2 separate regions of the Homo sapiens genome follow, and region 1 is linked to region 2. The links are chromatin loops, found by intact Hi-C in ENCODE. Cell type or tissue: ascending aorta. All regions are shown on one strand.

Region 1 (8,000 bases), 320 kb after region 2:
AAAAATATCCCCATCAGCCCAGATTTTGCTAAATCTTTAAGACGCAGATATCCCTATTGTGTATTTACAAGTCTGGGAAATTTAAAAAGGTGTGAGGAAACTTACACATCTGACCAGGGTGGAGTAGCAGGGATCTCCCTTCAGAAACAACAAAACTAAGGAGTACCAACAGAGAGATCAGGTAAGGATAAAGATACAATGAGACCTTGTTGGAAGATTATATTTTACACAGAATACATTTTTCTTTGTAGTGTTGTAATTAATATTTACTTCTGTTTAAATATAATATCTTTTTCTTAATTTTCATCTAATGTGCTATAGAAGTTAGTGAGCTGGGAAGTGAATGAGGTCATTTTGTTGTCCTAATTGTCAGAGCCAGGGGTTTCATTGGTGTGGATGGTCTGTGAGGAGCTGCTGACACACATGATAATTAATCTCAAAGGCACTTAGGAGTGTTTGTGAGCACTTTCCCGGCTTTTTCCACCAACAAAATAGAAATTTCCTACATTCTTAAATTTGCTTTTCAGTACCTTGATGTGGATTGGAAAATCCAGTATGTTGAATTACACATGACACTTTAAAACTACACCCAGTCAGAAGTGACAGCAGTAATCCCCAAATCTTCAGTCAAGTTCTGTTGTTAGATTATGCCAGGAAAATTGTCTTATATGTTTATATTCAAGTAAATATAAGTTTCTGGGGTATAACATATTAGGATGAGATCTTTATTTTTATAATTTCAACTTTTATTTTAGATTCAAGGAGTACATGTACAGGTTTGTTACATGGGTACACTGGATGATGCTGAGGTTTGGGATATGAGTGATCCTGTCACCCAGATAGGCACATAGTAGCCGATAGTTTTTCAGCCCTTGCCTCCCTCCCTCCTTTCTCCCTCTTGTAGTCCCCAGTGTCTACTGTCCCCATCTTTATGTCCATGACTACCCAATGTTGAGCTCCATTTATAAGTGAGAACATGTCTTATTTGGTTTTCTGTTTGTGCATTAGTTTGCTGAGGATAATGGCCCCTAGCTGAATCCACGCTGCTGCAAAGGACATGATTTTGTTCTTTTTATGGCTGCATAGTATTCCATGGTATATATGTACCACATTTTCTTTATCCAGTCTACTGGTTTTCTTTCTCCTTTTCTTTTTTTTTTTTTTTTTTTTGAGATGGAATTTCGCCTTGTTGCCCAAGATAGAGTGCAATGGTGCAATCTTGGCTCACTGCAACCTCCGACTTCCGGGTTCAAGCAATTCTTCTGCCTCAGCCTCCTGAGTAGCTGGGATTATAGGCACGCACCACCATGCCCAGCTAATTTTTTGTATTTTTTTTAGTAGAAATGGGGTTTCATCATGTTAGCCAGGCTGGTCTCAAACTCCTGACCTCAGGTGATCCACCCACCTCAGCCTCCCAAAGGGCTGGGATTACAGGCATGAGCCACTGTGCCCGGCCCTTTATCCAGTCTACTGTTGATGGACACCTAGGTTGATTTCATGTCTTTGCTATTGTGACTAGCACTGTGATGAACATAAGTGTGCATGTGTTTTTGATAGAACGATTTCTTTTCTTCTGGATATATACCCAGTAATGATATTGCTGAGTCAAATGGTAGTTCTGTTTTAAGTTCTTTGAGAAATCTCCAAAGTGCCTTCCACAGTAACTGAACTAATTTACATTTCCACCAAGAGTGTATTCCCTTTTCTCCACAGCCTTGTCAGCATCTGTTACTTTTTGACGTTCTATCAATAGCCATTCTGACTGGTGTGAGATGATGAGATCTTTAAAAATGAAGCTCTATAGTGTTCCCCAGATATTAGAAAGTGTTCTTTCTCAGCCACCGTGTAAGGAGAGCATCTTAGCCAGCCCAATTACAGATGCAAGCAACTCCCCAGAAAAGGAATTAGGCGAGGGACGATATGTGATGTCACTGTCATAAAAACGGCCAAAACATGTGTCCCCAGGGCTGCTGTGTCTTTACCAGGCCATGTAGTCCATGAGGGCTGTTGCTCACTGAGTGCCAGCATGCCCACCAGGACAGCTGCTGCAGGACTGGGTGCTGGCATGCCCCCGTGGAGGGAGGTCACCATGCAGCAATTCCTGAGGCATGGCTGGGCCTACTCTGCAAGTGTAAACTTAATGAGCTGTGCTTAAATAGCTAATTTGTGCTTGATTGTGTGACAAGCATTTTGTTTTTCATATTTACTGTATGTATTTACCATTTTGGGCATTTTTCATGCAAGGACTTGTTGGACCCTCATGGAGGTCCTGCAAGGTGGATGCACTCTATAAGAGGAAACTGAGGCACATGGCTTATGAGCGGGAAAGGCAAGAGGCAAGGCCAGGCAGGCAGCTCCAGAGCGCATGCCGTCAACCACCCTGACAGCTGTGTCTGCCTTCTGCACATACCTTGTTAGATTTAGACCTTAGTGGGGTTTTTTTTTTTTTTTTTTTGGTGCTATTGTAAATGTTATTGTTTTTCTTATTACAAAATCCAGTTGTTCAATTGGTACATAGGACAGCAATGGACTTTTGTATACTGACCTTGTATCCTGAGACTTAGCTAAACCTGCATGTAAATGCTTTGGGATTTTTCTAAACAATCATATCATCTGCAAATAAAGGCAGTTTTATGTCTCCCTTTCCAATCTGCGTGCCATTTGTTTCTTTTTCATGCCGTTTAGCACTAGCTAGAACTTCCAGTACATTTTTTTTTTGTTTTTGTTTTTGTTTTTGTTTTTGAGATGGAGTCTTGCTCTGTCACCCAGGCCTGGGGTGCAATGGCATGATCTCGGCTCACTGCAACCTCTGCCTCCTGGGTTCAAGTGATTCTCCTGTCTCAGCCTCCTGAGTAACTGGGATTATAGACACCTGTCACCATGCCTGGCTAATTTTTTTGTATTTTTAGTAGAGACGGAGTTTCAACATGTTTGCCAGGCCTGCCTTGAACTCCTGACCTCAGGTGATCCACCCGCCTCGGCCTCCCAAAGTGCTGGGATTACAGTCCAGTACAGTTTTAAATAGGACAGATGAGAAAGGACATCCTTGCCTTGTTCATGATTTTACGGGGGGAATGTTCAGGTCTTTCACCATTAAGTATGATGTCAGCTGTTGGTTTTTTATACATATCCTTTGCTAGGTAAAAGAGGTTCCCTTCTCTTCCTAGTTTGTTGAGAGTTACCACCTATAAAAACTATCTTGATTGTGGAATTTTGTGTAATGCTTTTTCTTCATCTGTTGATTTGATCATATGGTTTTTCTTGTTCAGTTAGTTAATGTGACGAATTACATCAGTTTACAAATGTTGAACCAGCCTTGTGTTCCTGGGATGAACCTCACTTGATCATGATGTATTATACTTTTATAGGTTAATAGATTGTGTATTCATGAGAAATTGGCATGTAGATTTCCTGTAATGTTTATGTCTAGTTTTGGTATCAGGATAATGTTGGGATCCTGGAATGAGTTGGGAATTATTCTCTCCTCTTCCATTTTTTGAAGAGATTGTGTAGAATTGGTATTATTTCTTCCTTAAGTATTTGATAGAATTCACAAGTGAAATCATCTGGGTCTGGTATCTTTTGGAGGGTCTTAACTACTAATTCAAACAAATGTCATGCACTATAAGATTGTTACTAATGCAGCATACTCTGTCTTCTGAAATGTATAACATCTTTTCACAAATTCTCAAATATGTTAACAATGTACTAAATATTTTTAGTTCAGTTATGAAGTTCAAGCATGTAAGATTGTCTGCTCAAAACTGAATATTGATTGGACTTCGGAGTCCTCTCTGAGATTAAAGACACACCCTTTCCATAATACAGAGGAAAGTGTGCAGTGTGCCATCTCTCTTGTGTTTGTAGGTATCCCTTCTTTTCCCAGAGCTCATCTATGTCCAAATTGCATGCCCAATTCTTCATCAGTTCCTTTCTGTAAGTCATGTTAGCAACACTCCTTGGTACGGATTTTAGGTTGCCAGGCCTCAGTCTGTGTGCAGTCATGACTACAGCCAGTGTAGGTAGAAGGAGACATTCTATTCTTGTATTCTGTGAAAGTTTGTTTTTCTTTTAAAATTGTTCTAGGTGTACCTGCACGGAATGTTCTACCAACTCTTCTTCCACTCCTTTCCCATGACTAATGATAGGCTGATAATTTTTTAGCATCACCAGGGAGCAGAATAAGTGAAGTCTGTTCAGATTTTGAATCAGGGGATGAATGGCTCATTAACAGCCTCAGCCAACTCTGTTAACCCCCAGGAACTGATGTGCTAAGTTCAGCCTTACTTTTCCATGGCATCTCTGCTTCTGGCTTTACATCAGGGTCCTTTCCTACTATTCTCTTTTAACCACACAGAATCCAAATTCAATCCCAAAGTTAATTATTAAATATGTCCAGTGGCACAAATTTCAGAAAAGTTTGAGTGCCTGACAGGATGCCCACCCTCTTGCCCCTCCCTTTCTGGCCTGGATGTTATGCATGCTCATTACAAGCTTACTTGCAAAATGAACAAAAATAAATCAGTCAGTAAAAACCAGCAAATTAGCAAAAGTAAAATAAAAATAAGCCAAAAAATCACCAAACTGTATTAAATAACAAACAAACAAAAAAACACATTAAGTAGTAACAATGCTGGTAAAATAAATGGTTGCATTTGAAATTGGTTCAAGGCTTTTGTGATAATCCCACTCAGTAATTTATCTTGAGGGACTAGTTCGACAGAAGGAAACAATACTGCACAAAGATGCTGATTGCAGAGTCTGTGGTGGTCACGAGGTGAGCGTACACTGGATGCCATGTCCCTTGTGGACAGCAGTTTCCCTGGTGAGTGCACATTCACTAGAATGGCAGCCCGCACAGTGGCACAGCAGCACGGGGACCCGGGTGTGAAATGCTCAGCCCACGTAATGGCACAGCCCACGTAATAGCGCGTGCAGTGTGCTGGGAGTCTGGGGAATTAGAGGTGGATTCAAATGTAATTTAGAAACTTGGAAATCATTTTAATAGTGAAATTATGGGTGATTTTTGCTTTTTAAAACTTGTTTAAATGCTGTCATATGGTTAAAAGATAAAAGCAGTGGGAGGTCATGTTTTCCGTTTTTGGAAAGGGACAGTATCTCCTGAATAAGTGGGAGGAAAAGTCCTTTAACTCATCGCTTTCAGCACCACCTGTGCTGGCCTTCACGTTCTGTCTGTGTAAGTGGAGGGTTTCCAGGCAGTGTAAGCCCTAACCTGGACTGAAGTCCTTGAGGGGAAGGGGTCTGTGATGTCCTGCCTTGTGATCTGTCCCCCATTCCCTTCCCCTGCAGGAACTCAGCGAGATGCTGTACACAGACCGGCCCGACTGGCAGAGTGTGATGCAGTACGTGGCCCAAATCTACAAGTACTTTGAGACGTAACCCTGGAGGGCCTGGGGCAGCCACCATTGCCACCTACTGCAGCTTTTCCTGGAAGCGCCTGATTACTGTCCACTGACCCTGCTCTGCCCACCACCCAGCTGCCTAGACTTCAAAGACAGGCTCAATCCAAGTGGACCAACACCCAAATAAGAAACAGAGTGGGTCCCACGATGTACCTGTCTGAAATGCAAATGCAGCTGGACTGTAAATTGGGGACTCTTTGATCTCTTGTGGGATGCTTCTAAAGAGGGCAGCCTCCCTCCTTCCAGACCAAGACCCCACACCCAGGCTTGTTTTGCTGATTATATTGGGTGGCTGAACGAACACATTATCTGCAGAAATTCAGACAAAGAACATCTCCAAATCAGTCTTTTGGTTGCTGTTGTTAAAAATATCCCGGCTTTGCCTTTATGAAACCTTTGCCCTTGGCTGGGTGTGGTAGCTCGTGGCTGTAATCCCAGCACTTTAGGAAGCCAAGGCAGTAGGATCGTTTGAGCCCAGGAGTTCGAGGCTGCAGTGAGCTATGAGCATACCACTGCACTCCAGCCTGTGTGAAAGAGCCAGACCCTGTCTCAAAAAAATGATAAAACCCAAAACTTTGCCCTTGTGAACCCTCCCTTCCCCCCTCCCCCCCCAAAAAAAAACAACAAAACACAAAAAATAAACATTTGTTCCAGGGCAACCTGGAAACGTGCGTGCGCACTCAGCCTTTTGGGGAAAAATGGGAGTTCTAGGTAACAATGTTAACACCTGGAACTTGATTCACTTTTAGCTCTCACCATCCCTTATTTGATTTATTGTAGCAAAAGGAAAGCCTGTGAGAATGCAAGGGAGCCCCTGGCTGCTTTGCTGGAGTCCCTGGGAGGTGCCCCACACCTCTGCCACCAAAGTCTGTGTGCTCCTGAGCAGCTCGCGGCTTTCACAGTAGGGAAACCGCAGTCCTCGTCACCTGCGCCTTTGTCCTCCCATTCGTTTACCCTCCCGTTCACATCCACACAGGCTTGTACCCCACAGAACTTGACAGGAGGTCACATGTGTGAATGGCCTGTGTCTGCTTTACAGGGTTGAGCAGGCTGAGGGTGTGTGCCTCTGGGGATGCTGGGCTGACAGCAAATCCCAACAGTATTTCGGCTCTGGACTGATTTGGCCTTTAGTGCTTCCCCAGGCCTCTTTCATCGGCATGGGAAAAGCCCTTAGGGGTGGGCGGTGAGGGCACATTTATAACTAACAAAGAAGAATGCAGTTGCCCCAGCATCCTACTGGTCACCTTAAGTGGCAGCAGAGCCCTCCCCAGCGGTGCCCCAGTCCCTCAGAAGTGCTCAGTCCGGCCCGAGTGCCCATCTGGTGGCTCTGCCGTGTTCTTCTGGGCGGATCTGTGTGCACTACACAGCGAGTGAGGGCGTGGCTCACACAGTTGTTTGAGGGAAATGGGTAATGCCCATCCCTTGCTGTTTTAAGTGCCAAATAGCGTGTTAGCGCCCCTCCAACAAAGGATCATCCTTCCAGTGAGTCACCGAGAATGACAGTGACTGCCATTACTATTCAAAGTACATCTCTGATTGCTGATCTGAGCCACTGGTTCAGAGCCAGGTTCTAGAGGCTGCAGGTCCAGCCCCTTACCATTCCTGGAGAGGTAGGAGCTCAGTCCCTTCCTCCAAGCCAGACCTTTGCAGAGGTGGCAACTGGGCTGCACGGGTCAGCAGATCCCTGATTCTCAAGCCACCTTGAGACAAGAACTCCGCCCCCCTGTTAGTGCATCCCAGCTGCAGCTCTGCATCAGAACCTACAGTGGACCCTTTTGAAAACACTCTTGGCTGCCCTAGTTGGTTAACTTCAGAATGTCTGGAATGGGACCAGAGATGCAGTTCACATGTTTTGTAAGTTCTTTAGGCGACTGAAGCACAGCTGCTTGGAGAACCACTGAGGGGTGGACACCTTCCCCTGGCAGCCACAAGGCAGGCAGCCTGCGGGAGCTCCTGAGCAGCTGTTGGGCGATGGTCATTACATCACCCATGCCTTTGTATTTAAATGAAACTCGACACATAGAACCAATTCAACCTGAAAGTTACTACTTCTGCTGATTCAGGCACTTGTTTGAAGCATTTTTTTTTTATTAACCCTGTACTTCTTCTTTGCCCACCATTAAAGTGGGGGAAAGTAATATCCCAAGTAGTTGAGTTGAGCTGTTGGTTGTTAGATTTAAGCTGGAATTAGTCCAGGGTTTTATGTGGGGAGGCAGTTGCTGTCTTGGGATACCCGGAGTGGGAGTGGGTGTTTTCTGTGATTGGTTCTGTTTTTTATTTTTACTTATTTATTTTGAGATGGAGTTTCATCCTTATTGCCCAGGCTGGAGGGCAATAGCACCGTCTCAGCTCACTGCAACCTCCGCCGCCCGTGTTTAAGCGATTCTCCTGCCTCAGCCTCCCATGTGGCTGGGATTACAGGTGCCCATCACCACACCCAGCTAATGTTTTTGTATTTTTAGTAAAGAGGGGGTTTCACCATGTTGGCCCGGCTGGTCTCGAACTCCTGATGGCAAGGTGATCTGCCTGCCTCAGCCTCCCAAAGTGCTGGGATTACAGGCATGAGCCACTGAGCCC
Region 2 (8,000 bases):
TACCATATTGGGAGCTCTTGCATGATCTTTTATCCAGGATGTCTCAAATATATTTCAGCAGAGAACCCTAGAATCAGTGATCAAGAAAGCTAGAAGGGGTTGGGCACAGTGGCTCATGCCTGTAATCCCAGCATGTTGGGAGGCCGAGGCGGGTGGATCACCTGAGGTCAGGAGTTTGAGACCAGCCTGACCAATATGGTGAAACCCCACCTCTATTAAAAATATAAAAGTTAGCTGGGCATGGTGGTGTGTGCCTGTAGTCCCAGCTACTTCGGAGGCTGAGACAGGAGGATCATTTGAACCCGGGAGGCGGAGGTTGCAGTGAGCCAAGATCATGCCATTGCACTCCAGCCTGGGCGACAGAGACTCTGTCTAAAAAACAAAAACAAAAAAACAGAGCTAGAAGGAATCTTAGCAATGGTCTCATGCAATTCCCTCACTTTATGGATCAGAAAACTGAAGCCTCTTTCAGTATAATAATAACAACAATAATGACCATCACTGCAATAATATCACTATCATTTTCGATCACCTGTTAGATGTACTTTTTCAAAAACTTAATCCCCACAACAGCTCTCATTCTGGAGATGAAAAACACAGCCTCAGATGGGCTCTGATTTCATCAATCTGGGTGATTCTAATGAGCAGCAGGGGTAAAAATCTAGAGCCTAAAATTTAACTTGAAATTGTTTTTCCCTCCTAAAAGGAGACTAGTGAGCCTGAAGCATTATAATCAGTCCTCTTGTCTTCTTCTTTCAATTGCCTCACTACCTACAATCATTTAAAATGAATTTTAATGCGTTTCAATGATATTCCATTGTGAGCATCAGTTCTGAGATGCTAAGTATCCACCTAAAATGATATCCTTGTCGAGCACATACTTTAGCCAGTTAATGTCCAAGGGACTTCTCATTTCATTAAATGTCATGTTGCATTTAATTCTCATGACAACCTGGGATAGTAGATATTATTATTTGCCTCATTTTGTGAATGAGAAAATGAGTCTTTGGAGAGGTTAAATAAATTGCCTGAGATCTTGCAGCTAATAAAAGGCAGAGCCAAGGATTGAAAAATGGTTCTGGGCTGGGTGCGGTGGCTCACATCTGTTATTCCAGCACTTTGGGAGGCTGAGGCGGGTGGATCACCTGAAGTCAGGAGTTCGAGACCAGCATGGCCAACATGGTGAAACTCTGTCTCTACTAAAAATATAAAAATTAGCCGGGTGTGGTGGCACACACCTGTAGTCTCAGCTACTTAGGAGGCAGGAGAATCGCTTGAACCTGGGAGGCAGAGGTTGCAGTGAGCCGAGATCGCGCCACTGCACTCCAGCCTGGGTGACAGAGCAAGAGACTCCGTGTCGAATAATAATAATAACAGTCCTAGGGTGTTCTCTCAACTCCTCTATCCAATGCCTATCTTTGCTTCAGGACTCAGCCCAAGATCTACCTCCTGATAGGAAGTCCTCCCTGACAAATCCAGCATTTGTTGACTCAATCGCTTCTAAACTGTTATAATTAGACCAATGCAGCTATCAGTTGTTGAATACTTAGTATACACAAGGCATCTTTTATTCATTATCTCAAAACCTTCTAACACTCTTTTTTTTTTTTTTTTTGAGATGGAGTCTCGCTCTGTCGGCCAGGCTGGAGTGTGGAGGTGTGATCTCCACTCACTGCACGCTCCACCTCCCAGGTTCTAGCAGTATCCCTGCCTCAGCCTCCCAAGTAGCTGGGATTACAGATGCGCGCCACCATGCCCGGCTACTTTTTGTATTTTTTAGTAGAGACAGGGTTTTGCCACGTTGGCCACGCTGGTCTTGAACTTCTGACCTCAGGTGATCCGCCTGCCTCAGCCTCCAAAGTGCTGGGATTACAGGCGTGAGGTAACACTCTTGAGTGTTAGAAATTATTGCTTTAATTTTACAGATGAGGAAACAGGCTCAGAGAGCCTTCCAAGCTCCTGCAGCTAACCAGTAGCAGAGCCAGAATTCAAAATCAGATCTGGGTGAGCCCAAAGCAGGAGTTGGCAAACTAAGGATCATGGGCCAAATCCAGCCCACTCATTGTCTGTTTTGGTAAATAAAATTTTGCTGAAACAAAATCAGACTCACTCATTTACATAACCCTGATGGCTGCTTTCAAACTACAATAGCGACATTGAGTCCCTGCAAACAAGTCTATGTGGCTCTCAAAGCCTAAAATATTTACTATCTAGCCCTTTATAAAAAGTTTGCTTGTAAACGTTTTTGTTTTTATAGAAAAACTCCTGCTTGGAAGCCTGTTTTTCTTGCCACTTCATCTTTCTTCTTCTCTGTATGCCACTGCTATTATAGTATTGAAGTTGTCACTCTTGCTCCCAGCAGGTGGAAGGACAGCATGCTTCTCATGAAAAGGACCTCAGTAGGACACTCACAGAAGTCCGGGCAACTGGGACAGAGACCACGACCCCCAGGAAGGGAGTGGTCAATCAACACAGGGATCACCAGTACAGGAGCCTCTGTTTGGAAGGAAGGTCAGAAAGATCCTGTGGCCTTGCTCTACCAATTTTTGGCAGCCTGCCTGGCCACATCCCTACCTCCCAGAGGCCCATGCTCTGATTCCTGGATGTCACCCTGTTCTCTGCAGGTGCCAGCAATGTTGCTTTTGCATACTCCCAGGGGGCACTATCCACATGTTCCAGGGACTCCATCTACATAGTTACCCTGGGTGCTATAATTACCTGGGTGTGTCTGGAGTGGGTGGGAGAGAGGGGTGTGGCTGTTCTTGGGATCTGCAGTAAAAGACTCTGTTTAAAGGGTTCTGAGAGAGGAGGCTGCGTCGTGGGGTGTAAAGGAGGGAGCTGGGACTCTGCAGCTTTTGGTCTTTGCAGAGCAGTGGGACTTGAGGAGGTAGAGGAGGAAATCCTGGGAAAGAGGTTGAGGGCACTGTCACGAGAAGACAGTGCAAAGCTACACACACCCAGACCACATAATATGAATATTATATAGAGTTTATTGGGGGCAAAGCCTATATGCGGTGAGGTCTCAGAGCACCCTGCTATGCCCGAGTCAGCCTAAGCCACCAAGGATGACCCTGCAGTCAGACCACGTCTGGCTATTGACTCAGTGCAGTGAGAGGGACTGCACGTTGAGCGACATGGAGATGGCTCAGCACACAAAGGTCAGCAAAGAGTTATTCCAGGACTTGAGGGTGATGTGAAGTTAAGGTGACAATTAAATGAAGCAGGCTCATAGCAAACCAGGCTGTGTGTTGTGAGTCAACATCAGGTGTGGGCTGGGAAATGGACCCAGGGTCTTGTTTCTTTGGAAATAATAATTTTTTGTTTGTTTGTTTTGAGATGGAGTCTCACTCTGTTGCCCAGGCTGGAGTGCAGTGGTGCCATCTTAGCTCACTGCAACCTCCGGCTCCTGAGTTCAAGCAATTCTCCTGCCTTAGCCTCCCCAGTAGCTTGGATTACAGACAAGTGCCACCATGCCCGGCTAATTTTAGTATTTTTAGTAGAGATGAAGTTTCACCATGTTGGCCAGGCTGTTCTCAAACTCCTAACCTCGGGTGATCCACCCACCTCAGTCTCCCAAAGTGTTAGGATTACAGGCGTGAGCCCCCGCATCCAGCCTTTTATTCCTTTTTAAAGGCTGAATAATATTCAATTGTACATATATACCACATTTTGTTTATCCGTTCACCTGCTGACAGACACATGTTGCTTTTGTGTTTTAGCTAGTGGGTCAAAGTTAATACTGCTATGACCATACAGGCACAAATATCTCTTCAAGACCTTACTTTCAATTCTTTTTTTTTTTTTTTTTTTTTTTTTTTTGAGATGAAATCTTGCTCTGTCACCCACGCTGGAGTGCCCTGGCATCATCTTGGCTCACTGCAACCTCAGCCTCCCTGCGCACACAGTTCGGTACTACATATATCCTCTAGGTGGCAGCATAACCCTCAATATAAAAACCCATTCTGAGCCCCGCGCGGTGGCGCGCCTGGAATCCCAGCTGCAGCTACTCTGGAGGATCGCTAGAGCCCAAGAGCTGATGCAATGCTCCAGGACTGCACCTGTGAACAGCCACTGGCACTCCAGCCTGGGCAGCAGCGAGACCCCGTCAATAAACAAACAAACCACCCGATTAGGCGCGGTGGCTCACTTCTGTAATCCCAGCACTTTGGGAGGCCCAGGCGGGTGGATGGCTTAAGCCCAGGAGCTCGAGACCAGCCTGGGCAGCATATAGAGACCTCATCTCTACAAAGAATTAAAAAATTAGCTGGGCATGGTGGCACGCGCCTGTGGTCCCAGCTACTCGGGAGGCTGAGGTGGGAGGGCCACCTGAGCCCAGTTTGGAGGCTGCAGTGAGCCGCAATCGCATCACTGCACTCCAGCCTGGGCGACAGAGCCATACTGTCTCAAAAATAAATAAGTAAATAAATAAATAAAACATAAAAACTATTTTGGGATCCTGACCCTTTGGTCTTTGAACTTCTCTCTCTTTTCTTTCTTTCTTTTTTTTTCTTCTTCCTTCCTTCCTTTTCTTTTTCTTTCTTTCTTCCTTCCTTTCTTCTCTTTCTTTCTTTCTTTTCTTCTTTCCCTTTTTTCTTTCTTTTTGAGAGAGGGTCTCATTGTCACCCAGGGTAGAGTGAGAGGCACTATTACTGCAGCCTTGAACTCCTGGGCTCAAGCGATCTTCTTACCTCAGCCTCCCGAGTAGCTAGGACTACAGCTGCATGCCAGCACACCTGACAATTAATTTTTTTTTTTTTTTTTTTTTTTTGAGACGGAGTCTCACTCTCTCCCAGTCTGGAGTGCAGTGGCGCAATCTCGGCTCACTGCAAGCTCCGCCTCCCGGGTTCACGCCATTCTCCTGCCTCAGCCTCCCGAGTAGCTGGGACTACAGGCGCCCGCCACCACGCCCGGTTAATTTTTTGTATTTTTTAGTAGAGATGGGGTTTCACCGTGTTAGCCAGGATGGTCTCCATCTCCTGACCTCGTGATCCACCTGCCTCGGCCTCCCAAAGTGCTGGGATTACAGGCGTGAGCCACTGCGTCTGGCCAAAAAAAAATTTTTTTTTATAGAGACAGGGTCTCGCTATGTTGCTCAGGCTGGTCTCAAACTCCTGGGCTAAGGCACCGTCTCGCTTCAGCCTCCCAAAGTGTTGGGATTACAGGTGTGAGCCACCAGGCCTGGCCTGGCCTGAATTTTCTTTTTTCTTTTTTTTTCTTTCTTTTTTTCCTTTCTTTCTTTTTTTCTTTTTTTTTTTTGAGACAGAGTCTTGCTCTGTCTCCCAGGCTGGAGTGCAGTGGCCTGCTCTCACTCGCTGCAACCTCCCCCTCCCGGGTTCAAGCAATTCTCCTGCCTCAGCCTCCTGAGTAGCTGGGATTATAGGCATGCGCCACCATGCCCGGCTAATTTTTCTGTTTTTAGTAGAGACGGGGTTTCACCATGTTGGCCAGGCTGGTTTCGAACTCCTGACCTCGTGATCTGCCTGCCTTGGCCTCTCAAAGTGTTGGGATTACAGGCGTGAGCCACCGTGACCAACCGAATTTTCTTAGCACTTTTCTTTTTAAATGCCAAAGGATGGAACCCAGAACTGTGAGCTTCCTTCAGCTCTGTCAGTGGCTTATCTCAACATGAGCTAAATGTACAAAGGTGCTCTTCCTATCTTACTGCTGTGATCGTTGGTCCCATGTTTTGACTGCTGGATTGATTTCAGTAAGGACTCAGGGTATAGATTCTAGCCTTCCTTGAAGGACAGATGTCCTCTCAACTAAACTAGAAGCACACTATAACTCTACAATTTTTGAATTCTTTTTTTTTTTTTATTTTTTTTTTGAGACGGAGTCTCACTCTGTCACCCAGGCTGGAGTGCAGTGGCATGATTTCGGCTCACTGCAACCTCTGCCTCCCGGGTTCAAGCGATTCTCCTGCCTCAGCCTCCCAAGTAGCTGGGACTAGAGGTGTGCGCCACCACGCCCGGATAATTTTTGTATTTTTAGTAGAGATGGGGTTTCACCATGTTGGTCAGGCTGGTCTCGATCTGCTGACCTCGTAATTCTCCTGCCTTGGCCTCCCAGAGTGCTGGGATTACAGGCGTGAGCCACTGCGCCCAGCCCCGGCCCTCTTTTTTTTTTTTTTTTTTTTTCGAGGTGGAGTTTCGCTCTTGTTGCCCAGGCTGGAGTGCAGTGGTGCGATCTCGGCTCACTGCAACCTCTGCCTCCCGGGTTCAAGTGATTCTCCTGCCTCAGTCTCACGAGTAGCTGGGATTACAGGTGTCCGCCACCACCCCCAGCTAATTTTTTGTATTTTTAGTAGAGTAGGGGTTTCACCATTTTGGCCAGGTTGGTCTCGAACTCCTGACCTCAGGTGATCTACCTGCCTCGGCCTCCCAAAGTGCTAGGATTATAGGTGTGAGCCACCACACCCGGCCCCCATTTTTGTATTCTTAGTCTCTGGAGCACAGTTGGTTGAACAAATGAATGAATGAATGTATTACCACAAGGACTACACAAGGCTAGGCATTGCCTGGCTTGGAAAGAGTCTTTAAATTGCTATTATTTATGGAAACTTCAGTGCACCAGCCAGATTTCTTGGTTGCAAGCAACAGAAATAAACTCTGGCTCTCTTTTTTTTTGAGACGGAGTCTCATTCTGTCACCCAGGCTGGAGTGCAGTGGCACGATCTCGACTCACTGCAAGCTCCGCCTCCTGGGTCCACGCCATTCTCCTCCTGCTTCAGCCTCCCGAGTAGCTGGGACTACAGGCACCCACTACCACGCCCAGCTAATTTTTTTGTATTTTTAGTAGAGACGGGGTTTCACCGTGTTAGCCAGGATGGTCTCGATCTCCTGACCTTGTGATCCACCTGCCTCGGCCTCCCAAAGTGCTGGAATTACAGGCGTGAGTCACCACGCCTGGCCAACTCTGGCTCTCTTAAGCATAAAGGGAGTTTATTGGAATGGCATGGCAGTAGAATCATGAGAGTTTGCCTTAGTTCGTTTTCTATTGTTTATAACAGAATATCTGAAACTGGGTAATTCATAAAGAAAAGGCATTTATTTCTTACAGTTACAGAGGCTGAGAAGTACAAGGTTGAGGAGCTGTATCTGGTGAGAGCCTTCTTGTTGGTGGGGACTCTCTGCAGAGCCCCTAGGCAGTGTAAGATATCAAATGGTGAAGGGGCGACCATGCTAGCTCAGGTCTTAATTCTTCCTCTTATAAAGCCACTGATGCCACTCCCATGACAACTCATTAATCCATTAATCCACTCATGAGGTCAGAGCTCTCATGATCCAGTCACTGCTTAAAGCCCCATCTCAATATTGCCACTTTGGAGATTAAGTTTCAAAATCAGTTTGGCAGGGGACAAACATTCAAATCATAGCAGGGTTCAAAAGCAGGTTCAGACAGTTTTCAAAATTTGTTTTAATTAAAACAATTAAAAATTTAAAAAAGTTAAAAAAAATTAAAAGAAGCAGGTTCAGCACACAGGCAAAGGAAGCCCTGGAGGGACAAGAAGTAGGAAGAACAACCACCACCTTTGAGCATGAAAAGTCTGGCCAGGGCCCACCACTGTCGCTGTCCACCTCCACAGCTGTGGTAAAAGTCCTAATTTGGGCTGTTCTCTCACCTTTGCATCATATGTTCGCCTTTGCATCATATATCAAAGGGTGGATTGACCCTTTGACAGAAGCTAAGTCACATTCCAAAGCCCCAGCTGCCAAAGTGTGAGTGGGGGAGGATCTCCCCAGTGCAACTCCCTGGCAGAGGAAGTACCCTGCATCCTGCCACTCACACACTGGAGCGTCCCCCAGCCAGCTGAGCAGGCTTCGCAGGGGTGTGGCCATCCGCCTGCTCCAGGCAAGTACTGTACAGTCCTTCAGTCCTTGCTGCCAGCCTCTGCATCGGTAGTTTTTTGTTTGTTTATTTTTTTAAATCAGCGCTCATTTCTTCTTTTTGACTTCTTGGACTAGCCGTGAAGATTGCAGGCATTCTTAGCCTGTCTTTTA

The links. Peaks named below come from ENCODE experiments on the same cell type or tissue, not always from the same donor. Only the 100,000 strongest peaks of a DNase experiment are listed, where the experiment ranks them.
Region 1: it touches region 2 in a loop (4-fold over the local background); 40 of 110 quality-filtered maps call a loop at or near these places.

What each region holds. Positions count from the first base shown.
Region 1 is chr17:20,308,666-20,316,665 of GRCh38, forward strand. It overlaps SPECC1 (sperm antigen with calponin homology and coiled-coil domains 1), which reads left to right. Exons shown (of 15, transcript NM_001243439.2): 15 at 5,311-8,000. The coding sequence ends at 5,400. Among named protein-coding and RNA genes, the nearest start is that of FAM106B, 100 kb to the right of the region's middle. RefSeq lists an enhancer at 6,573-7,073. In ascending aorta, no CTCF peak of the experiment used is centred here; no DNase peak of the experiment used is centred here.
Region 2 is chr17:19,989,006-19,997,005 of GRCh38, forward strand. No RefSeq gene overlaps it. Among named protein-coding and RNA genes, the nearest start is that of AKAP10, 15 kb to the left of the region's middle. RefSeq lists enhancers at 3,708-4,241, 5,713-6,214, 6,215-6,714. In ascending aorta, a CTCF peak has its summit at 3,943 (motif pointing right); a DNase peak (open chromatin) is centred at 3,976; H3K4me3 peaks cover 424 bases; H3K27ac peaks cover 342 bases.